Linked DNA regions of Mus musculus: all the other regions are linked to region 2. A link is a loop called in an ENCODE intact Hi-C map of the cell type or tissue named here. Cell type or tissue: left cerebral cortex. All regions are shown on one strand. Region 1 has its middle 120 kb from the start of Gm33599. Region 2 overlaps Gm33599 (a long non-coding RNA gene). Region 3 has its middle 120 kb from the start of Gm33599.

The links. Peaks named below come from ENCODE experiments on the same cell type or tissue, not always from the same donor. Only the 100,000 strongest peaks of a DNase experiment are listed, where the experiment ranks them.
Region 1: it touches region 2 in a loop (2.2-fold over the local background); 2 of 42 quality-filtered maps call a loop at or near these places.
Region 3: a loop joins it to region 2, with 2.2 times the contacts of the local background. A loop is called at or near these places in 2 of 42 quality-filtered maps.

Annotation. Positions count from the first base shown.
Region 1 is chr2:143,363,035-143,365,534 of GRCm38, reverse strand. No RefSeq gene overlaps it. Among named protein-coding and RNA genes, the nearest start is that of Gm33599, 120 kb to the left of the region's middle. In left cerebral cortex, no CTCF peak of the experiment used is centred here; a DNase peak (open chromatin) is centred at 1,145.
Region 2 is chr2:143,449,605-143,452,104 of GRCm38, reverse strand. The region is part of intron 2 of Gm33599 (a long non-coding RNA gene); the gene reads left to right. Among named protein-coding and RNA genes, the nearest start is that of Gm33599, 36 kb to the left of the region's middle. In left cerebral cortex, no CTCF peak of the experiment used is centred here; DNase peaks (open chromatin) are centred at 633 and 1,208; H3K27ac peaks cover 1,833 bases.
Region 3 is chr2:143,368,945-143,371,444 of GRCm38, reverse strand. No RefSeq gene overlaps it. Among named protein-coding and RNA genes, the nearest start is that of Gm33599, 120 kb to the left of the region's middle. In left cerebral cortex, no CTCF peak of the experiment used is centred here; DNase peaks (open chromatin) are centred at 679 and 1,064; H3K27ac peaks cover 1,337 bases.

The DNA of each region.
Region 1 (2,500 bases), 87 kb after region 2:
CCCTCAGCACCTGGATGAATTAAATTCTTTAGAAAGAACTGAAAATGCTAGATATGTAATTCTATCAAGAAATCATGAACAAAATCATTTTCTGCACAAGTCACAAAGCTCCTAGGAGGAAGGTGGGTCTCTGAAGAAAGTGAGTGAGCGAAGATGAAAATGAACTTTTTCACTGTCAACTCGGTCACCCTGGGAAGCCAATTGCAGTGTTTCTCATGGGAATTTTGCCAAGAGAAATCTTGATTAAGGGTAAGTCTTCCCTCCACACCTCTTAGGGTTTCTAGCAGAGTGCCAGTCTTTTCTTGTGTGAGATTTCTCCCCAAATGGCTCCCTAACTTAATGTACTAAGAACTATTTCTTTCACTTGTCAAATCCTCATACTCTGATTCTACACTATTTCTAATATTATTTCATATATTACATATATAATTATATATTGCACACACATTATCATATTATATATTATACTGTATACAATAAGTTATAATCTTCCTGTCCCCTTCAATATCTTCTTGCTTCTGAGTTTTGACCCCCTCAGATTAAACATGTCCATCCTCCCAAAGCCGACCTCCTTATTCCATACTTTGTCTAACAAGATCTTCAGATGTAAAGAATGAAAATGAACTTTGGCTCATTTTTAACAGAGAAGACATTTTAGTGGAAGGGTATCAGGAGCTCTTGTGAAATAAAGAGGAGACTGGAGAATCAGACTCAGGTAGTGGGGGAAGGTTTAGAGGAGGCTGAGAGATGAGGGGAGTAAGCACAGGCTGAAGAGGGTGTACCCGACACTCTGGATGTGGTAGTGCTGATAACACTGCAGCCACAAATTAGTTCTCCATGTGGCTTAAAGTGCTGGAGCATCTAATTGGCTGATTCTCCTTCAGGTGCCCCAGATCCTGGCATTCTGTCAAGAAGCCCTGAATACTCTAATTTTGTTTGGGTACCTTTAGTTCCTTGTGCAGCAAGAACACCCGCTGTACCCAATGCTTTCAGTGTCCACATTACTCTAAGCCTTTGATTTCTGTGTACCTTGTAAAAATGTCTCTCCACATTTATGTCTTTTGAGGGCTTCTTCTCCCTAATAAAAGTCTCTGTGCCTGCTATGCAGTCGGGCTATTGGAATCGCTCCAAATCAATGACTGACAGGAACGGGTACATACAGATCCCGTGCCGGCCCCCTCATCCTTCAACTGGAATAATTCTGAATGTATTTTGCATTCCCACAGAGATTCAGCTCCTGGGACACACAGGAGCTCCCAGGATAAGCACTTGAGCCTTGCCCTTCCAAGTCTCACTTCTAAACTCCTTCTTTCCTGTTCTTCCTCTGCTTCCTACATGAACCCCTTCTAATCAAATTCTTTCACTGGGGTCTATTTCTGGAGCTACCCTACCTGGGGGAGTTATCCCAGACTTAGCTTGTTAAAATTGTATTCATCCCTGAAGGCCAATGGTGAACGTCTGCTCCTAATGTACTAAAAACCAAGCAAATGTTCTTATTTTGTTTGTGACCACCAGAATATTTAAAATTAAAAATCCTTTAATGGGGCATGGGCACTTCTGGTTGGCAAAATCATTGCCACATCCACTGCCTTTCCTCTGACAACACATTCATTATGAACCTGACTCACGGAGGCTCTTGGGCTTGTGATCTTTGCAAAGGCTTAACTCAAATAAAACCCCTTAATGAAAGTTCCCTGAGCACCAGGCTGAACAAATCCCTTCTTACCTGGACTCTCCACAGCAATATAGATGAAATGTGCAAGATTCTGTCAGAATCCAGTCCTGTTGTGTCGGGGTGCAGGGATATACCTCTCCTGCCTAGCTAGGAAGTCTAGCCAGGCTTCCCCATTTCTCTCCTCCTTTATTCTTTCCTTTTCTCCATTGACATAGGAGGAAATTAACCACTATAACCTGAATTCAGTGGTATTTATTCCATTCAAGTTGTCAAACCACCATCTCTAGTTCTAGAATATCCCTGGCACAATATCAGAAATGCCACACTCATTGGGCGGTTGTTCTCTGTTCCTCCCTCTTGGGGAGTCTCTGGCCACTATTAGGTTTTTTTTTTCTGTGTTTTTGCCCTTAGCACTAGGTGTCCTCAGCACTCAATACATCATTTTTGAGTAGGTGAAGGATTATTTAGTGTGAAACAAGACAAAGGGGAAGATTGGCATTTTTATAGCCATGTGAACTTGAGAAGACTGCTCAAGATACAGGTTGCCTGAGTAAGGTGGGGCTTACTGCCTGTGCAGCCCAATTGGAGGGATGACTTCTGGGTAGTTCCCCTGCAAAATAGGGAAAATGGTAGCATTTACCTGGATATCATGACAATTAAATGGTTAATGTGTAGAGAGCTCTCACTAAAGTGCATAACTGAGAAAACCAGAATTGTGTGTGTTATGACCTACCCTAGTTCCACTCTGAGCAGACAAAGAGTTCATTTACCAAGGGAGAAGCAAGACATTCACCAAGAGATGCTGAGTTGAGTGTCCCTTCATTG
Region 2 (2,500 bases):
ACGTATACAATCTATGATTCTGCAGGTTGGCAGGGACCGGCTCAGCCCAAAGTATGTTCTGATTTCAGTTAGGCTTGTAGTCATCTTACACAATCAACATTTCTCCTGACATGGTCATTTAGTCCAGTTTAAAATTTCTGGCCTGATAGAAGTCCTAAGAGCAGGTTTTCCTTTGATTTTCTGAAATTTGGTAATTTGCAGGGCAAACTATTTTGTCAGTGCTAGATCTTCAGTACCTTGGACAGCTCTGATACAACCAAGTAGGGGCATGGACCTTAGGGCTCTGGAGTTTCTTTCTCTGATTCCTTGTTAATGCTGCTGATCATAACAAGGATTTACCTCTAGTGCACACTTCTGAGAACCTCAGACCTACAGTGTAGGTAGAGATAGGTGATACAGTGTTAGTGATGAGATGTCAGGGTTAGGAGTTCCCAGTCCAGATACCGCTTCAAGTCAGCATTTGCTTCAAGGAATATTCCAGTCGTGAAGACTCCATGCCATGTATTCCCCTCTCACTTCACAGCAGGTTAGCTCTTAAAGCACTGCAGAACAACACAGAAACTTGCTCTACTTTTTCTTTCAAACTAGGAACACACAGTGTTCCCCATACAGCCTCCCACACACTTCACTGAACTGTCAAGGGAAACAGTGTGCTGGAAACTGCTTCAAGCTGGGGTGAAGTCTGGGACAAGACTGTGCTTTGAGTCTCCCTGTCTTTGCTTTGGACTCTATGTCTACAAGATGCTTCAGGCTCGAGGCTATATCTGGCAGCATCTGCCTGGAGAGATCAGCCAGAGGTGGATTAGTAAGAACATTATCAGTGAGGCACACACAAGCTTCTGCTGCATAGTTTTAAATCCACAGTCTAGGTATCCCTTCTCAGGGCTAGAGGAAAACAAAGGTTGAAGAGGCAGGCTGGCTGTATTCAAAGCACCAGGAGGTTTCAAAGGCAGCATAAATTCAGCCAACTAGAAATTAACTTCAAACAAAAGCATAATTTTATATTGCCATTGGCTTACCTGAGAGAAACACAACAGCCCATCAACCCATAATAAGGTTTGTTTATCTCCTGTGTTGATGGGAGTTACAGATGTATAAATACAGTCATTCCAGCCATGTCCTGGTTAGCCCTGAGTTGGATACAGGGGGTGGGGCAGCTGGGAGAAGCTGCTCTTCTAAATTGATCATCTCCCAGGAATTCTGCCAGAAATGCTAGAGAAAGCACAGAGCATCTCAGGCTCCTGGGATCTGGCTCACATAGAGTACTGGAGCTGAAGATGATCTACAGGAATTCTTTCCCAGGCTCCTTACTCACTTTATAAATGCAGAAGCAGAGATTTAGAAATGGAACAAGGCTAGTGAAGGACTTTATTTGCTGATGTTGCTTCATTTTACTGCCCTTCCTGAGACTAGTGAAGAAGAGAGAATATTAGGTCTACCAAGTCAATAAATAATTTCTGAGTACCCACGTCACACTCATAACTTATTATAGAGATGTGGGAACATCTCAGAATGTCTGAATCATGGGCTCCTACTACAGGAGCATCTCAATTCACAGTGTCATTACCTTTAACATCCACTACTGACCACTTTCTTCTATTCTTCATCCTTGTACCTACCCTCTGACCTAGACATCACACCTCACAACCTGTGTCTAGCCTTTCTCCTCCTACTATTGTTTCAAGGGGTCATTGTGCATAATATTGACCAAAGGAACTCCCTTCAAACACTGTGGAATATTGACTCACCCACCTTTGATTAATGATCTCATAACTACTTAGATCCATACTTCTGCTCATCATTTGAGTTTGTCCTCAGTGTGGACTACTTGTCCACTCTTAGATCTCAGAGTTGAGCTTTAGCTCCCCCTATCCCAAGTGTGAGGTCTATCCCAAGACTGTACTTTGGTCATCCTTATATTCATTTTCTTATGATTTTTGTATTGATGTTTCTTCGGCTGGGAATTTTTCTCTCACCATCTACCTGGTGAAAAATCCTCTATGAAGCCCTGGTCTAGAAATCATGATCAGTAAGGACCAAGAGTTCAAGCTCATGATTTCTTACAAATTTGGTAAAGGAAAGAGACAGGGTAAGAAGTGATCTACTGTGCTCTTAGTTCATTCATAGTTATTTGCCTTGATGAGTGATTAATCCTTTAATCCATGTGGGAGTACCATTTTACTTTCTATTCTCAAAGTATATCAATATTCAACCCAGGTCCTGAGGCATTAGATTTTAAATGACAAAAACTCTGTCTTCATATATGCATGCATGCATGCATGAATTTGCACGCTCAAAGATCGATGACCCAGGTTTATTGACTAGCAGAAAAATTTAAGAATACTATTCAACCATTTAGAAGGGGCTTTCTTTGACAGTGTTTGTCAACAAGGTCTTTAAAGGACTGTGCTTCCCAGTCTCCAGGGTACCTGTCTATACCTGAAAGAGTATGAAGATAATTAAAATAAGTTTGTGTCATGTACAAGTGAAGAAAAATCAT
Region 3 (2,500 bases), 81 kb after region 2:
CACGACAGAAAAGGCATGGAGCAGGCAGAAGAGGAAAGAGGGAATTGGTTATATATATATATATATATTGGTTATATATATAATATATATATATATGTATATATATATATGTGTGTGTGTGTGTGTGTGTGTGTGTGTGTGTGTATACACATTCACACTCACACACACATACACAGAGAGAGAGATACTTGTGTTTTACTCAGTTCTTTTTTATTCATTCAGGGACTGAAGCCTATGGATAGTGTTAGCACATTCAGGCTAAGTCTTTTCTTCCCAGTTAAACGTTACTAGATGTATCCTCATAGTCAGGCTCTGAGGTTCATGTTGCAACTAATTACAAATCAATCAATTTGAGAGTGGAGATTAATGCTTAATCTCCATCACCACACCCAATCTAATTATTTTATATCTAGACATCTATCTAAGATAGACACTGTGGTCTTACTGGTACAGCAAATCTCTCTGAACCCTTTGGACCAGAGTCCCCAGAGGACAACTGTCTTATGGTGTGTGATATAGAATGTAAATATAGCAAGAGCATGTTGGCAAGAAACTCCTCAAGTTAATGATGCTCAAAAGGAATATTATATAATCACCCAGCATTCTGCTTCTTTAAAAGCAAATTGCATTTTCTTAGAGCTGTGAATCTACAACTTCTGCGCTGTGTAGACAGTGATTCCAAACATTAAGCATCACAATCTCACAGAGAACTCTAAAACACTCATCAAATGCCTAAAATAAATCACAGCAAATAACATAAAATATCTCAGAGGTGAGCCCCAGTGCTGACTTGAATTCTGAATTGTGGGTACAAATGAGTGATACCATCTTTGTTTTTCTCTTTTAAAATCTGTCCTAGTTATGTTTAGTTAGCTTGTATATTCCTGTAAAGAGAAAAGTTAGAGACCTTGTATAATACAAGAGAAAAGCTAAATTTGTACAATTTTCATTTTCCTAGGACAGGCCGTAGAGCTCAGCACGCAGGACACAGAGAGTTACTTCTACTGTGGAATGGACAGAGAGCAACAGAACCGGGGGCTTGTGAGAACATTAGTGGGGAGTTAGCTTTTCTACCACTGTGGCAAAACAGAGGAGGCAGACAACCTGAAGGAGGAAAGATATGTTTGTATTCACTGTTTCAAAGCTGTCAGGCCACAGCAGCTGGCTCCACTATATCTAGAATTGAAACAAGACACTCCATTATCACAGAGACCAGCAACGAAACAAAGTTCCTCACTTCAGGTTGTTCAGGAAGCAGAGAGAGCAGAAATAGGTCGAGATATACCTTTCAATGGTGTAGCTCCAGTGACCTGGGACCAGGTTTCACCATATTTGCTATGACCTCATTAGTAGCTTACCTATTGAGTAAGAGTGCATTCAAGATCCAATAACCTTCAAATCATATCCAAACCATAGGATGTATCATCTCAGAATTTACCTCTGATCGAAAAGCTAGGACATGCTCTGGCCCAGCATCTAACTCCTGATGGCTCTTTGCTCATGGCCAGGATGACTGGAACAGCATCACAGCATCACTAGCTTTCCTTCAGCATGAAGGCAGGCCACACACTTCCTTACCTTTATTATTGTAAATCAAATCTGTATGCTGTGCTTGTGTGTGTGTGTGTGTGTGTATAAATTTTACAAGGAACTTTGTGTACATGTGCATATATTCTCTTCATTGTATTTCTTTGGAGAACCCTAACCATCTATGAACCATATATGGCATCAGCACACACAACCTAAGACTGTGTGTGCACTGTGAGGATGACTCCTTTGGAAGAGGAGTTCAGGGGTAAATGGCATCTTAGGATTTTACCTTTGCACAAGCATTTGTATGGTTTCTTTTCTACACGTAGTGAGATGGCTTAAGCATACTTGCATTTTTATATTTCCACCTTCTTTCCAGAAGAATAAATATGCTCCCTTCTGAATATACATTAACTTATTCTTGTTCTGTTTTCCAAGGAAATTGGGTACTTTTCATACCTTAAGCAACTTCATTTCTTTTTCCTTTTTTCTTTTCCTCTTTTTTCTTCCTCTTCCTATTCTATTGTTTCCTTTCCCTCCCCCTCCTTTCCCCTCCCTTCCCCTCCCTTTCCCCTCCCCTTTACTTCCCTTCCATTCCTCTCCCTTGCCCTTTTCCAGTTCCCTTTTTCTTTCCCAACCCCCTCCATTCCCTTTCCCTTCCCATATCAGTTTTTCTTTCTTGTTTCCCTCTATTATTTCTCTGTGCTAAAGGTCAGGGAGATTTTGTGTGATAAGAAGCACTCTCCCTAGAGTTATCTTCTATAGTTCATAATTTCTATTTCTAAAAATTGGATCTAACAGCAAATGCAGGATTGCTTATGTTTAAATACTATTTATAAAAACTTCTGAGGTCTTGGTTCTTTGAGGTAACTCAGACTCAAAGGACATGCATGGTATTACTCACTGGTAAGTGGATATTAGCCCAAAAGTACAGAATACCCATCATATAACTAATAGACTGTAAGTTTAA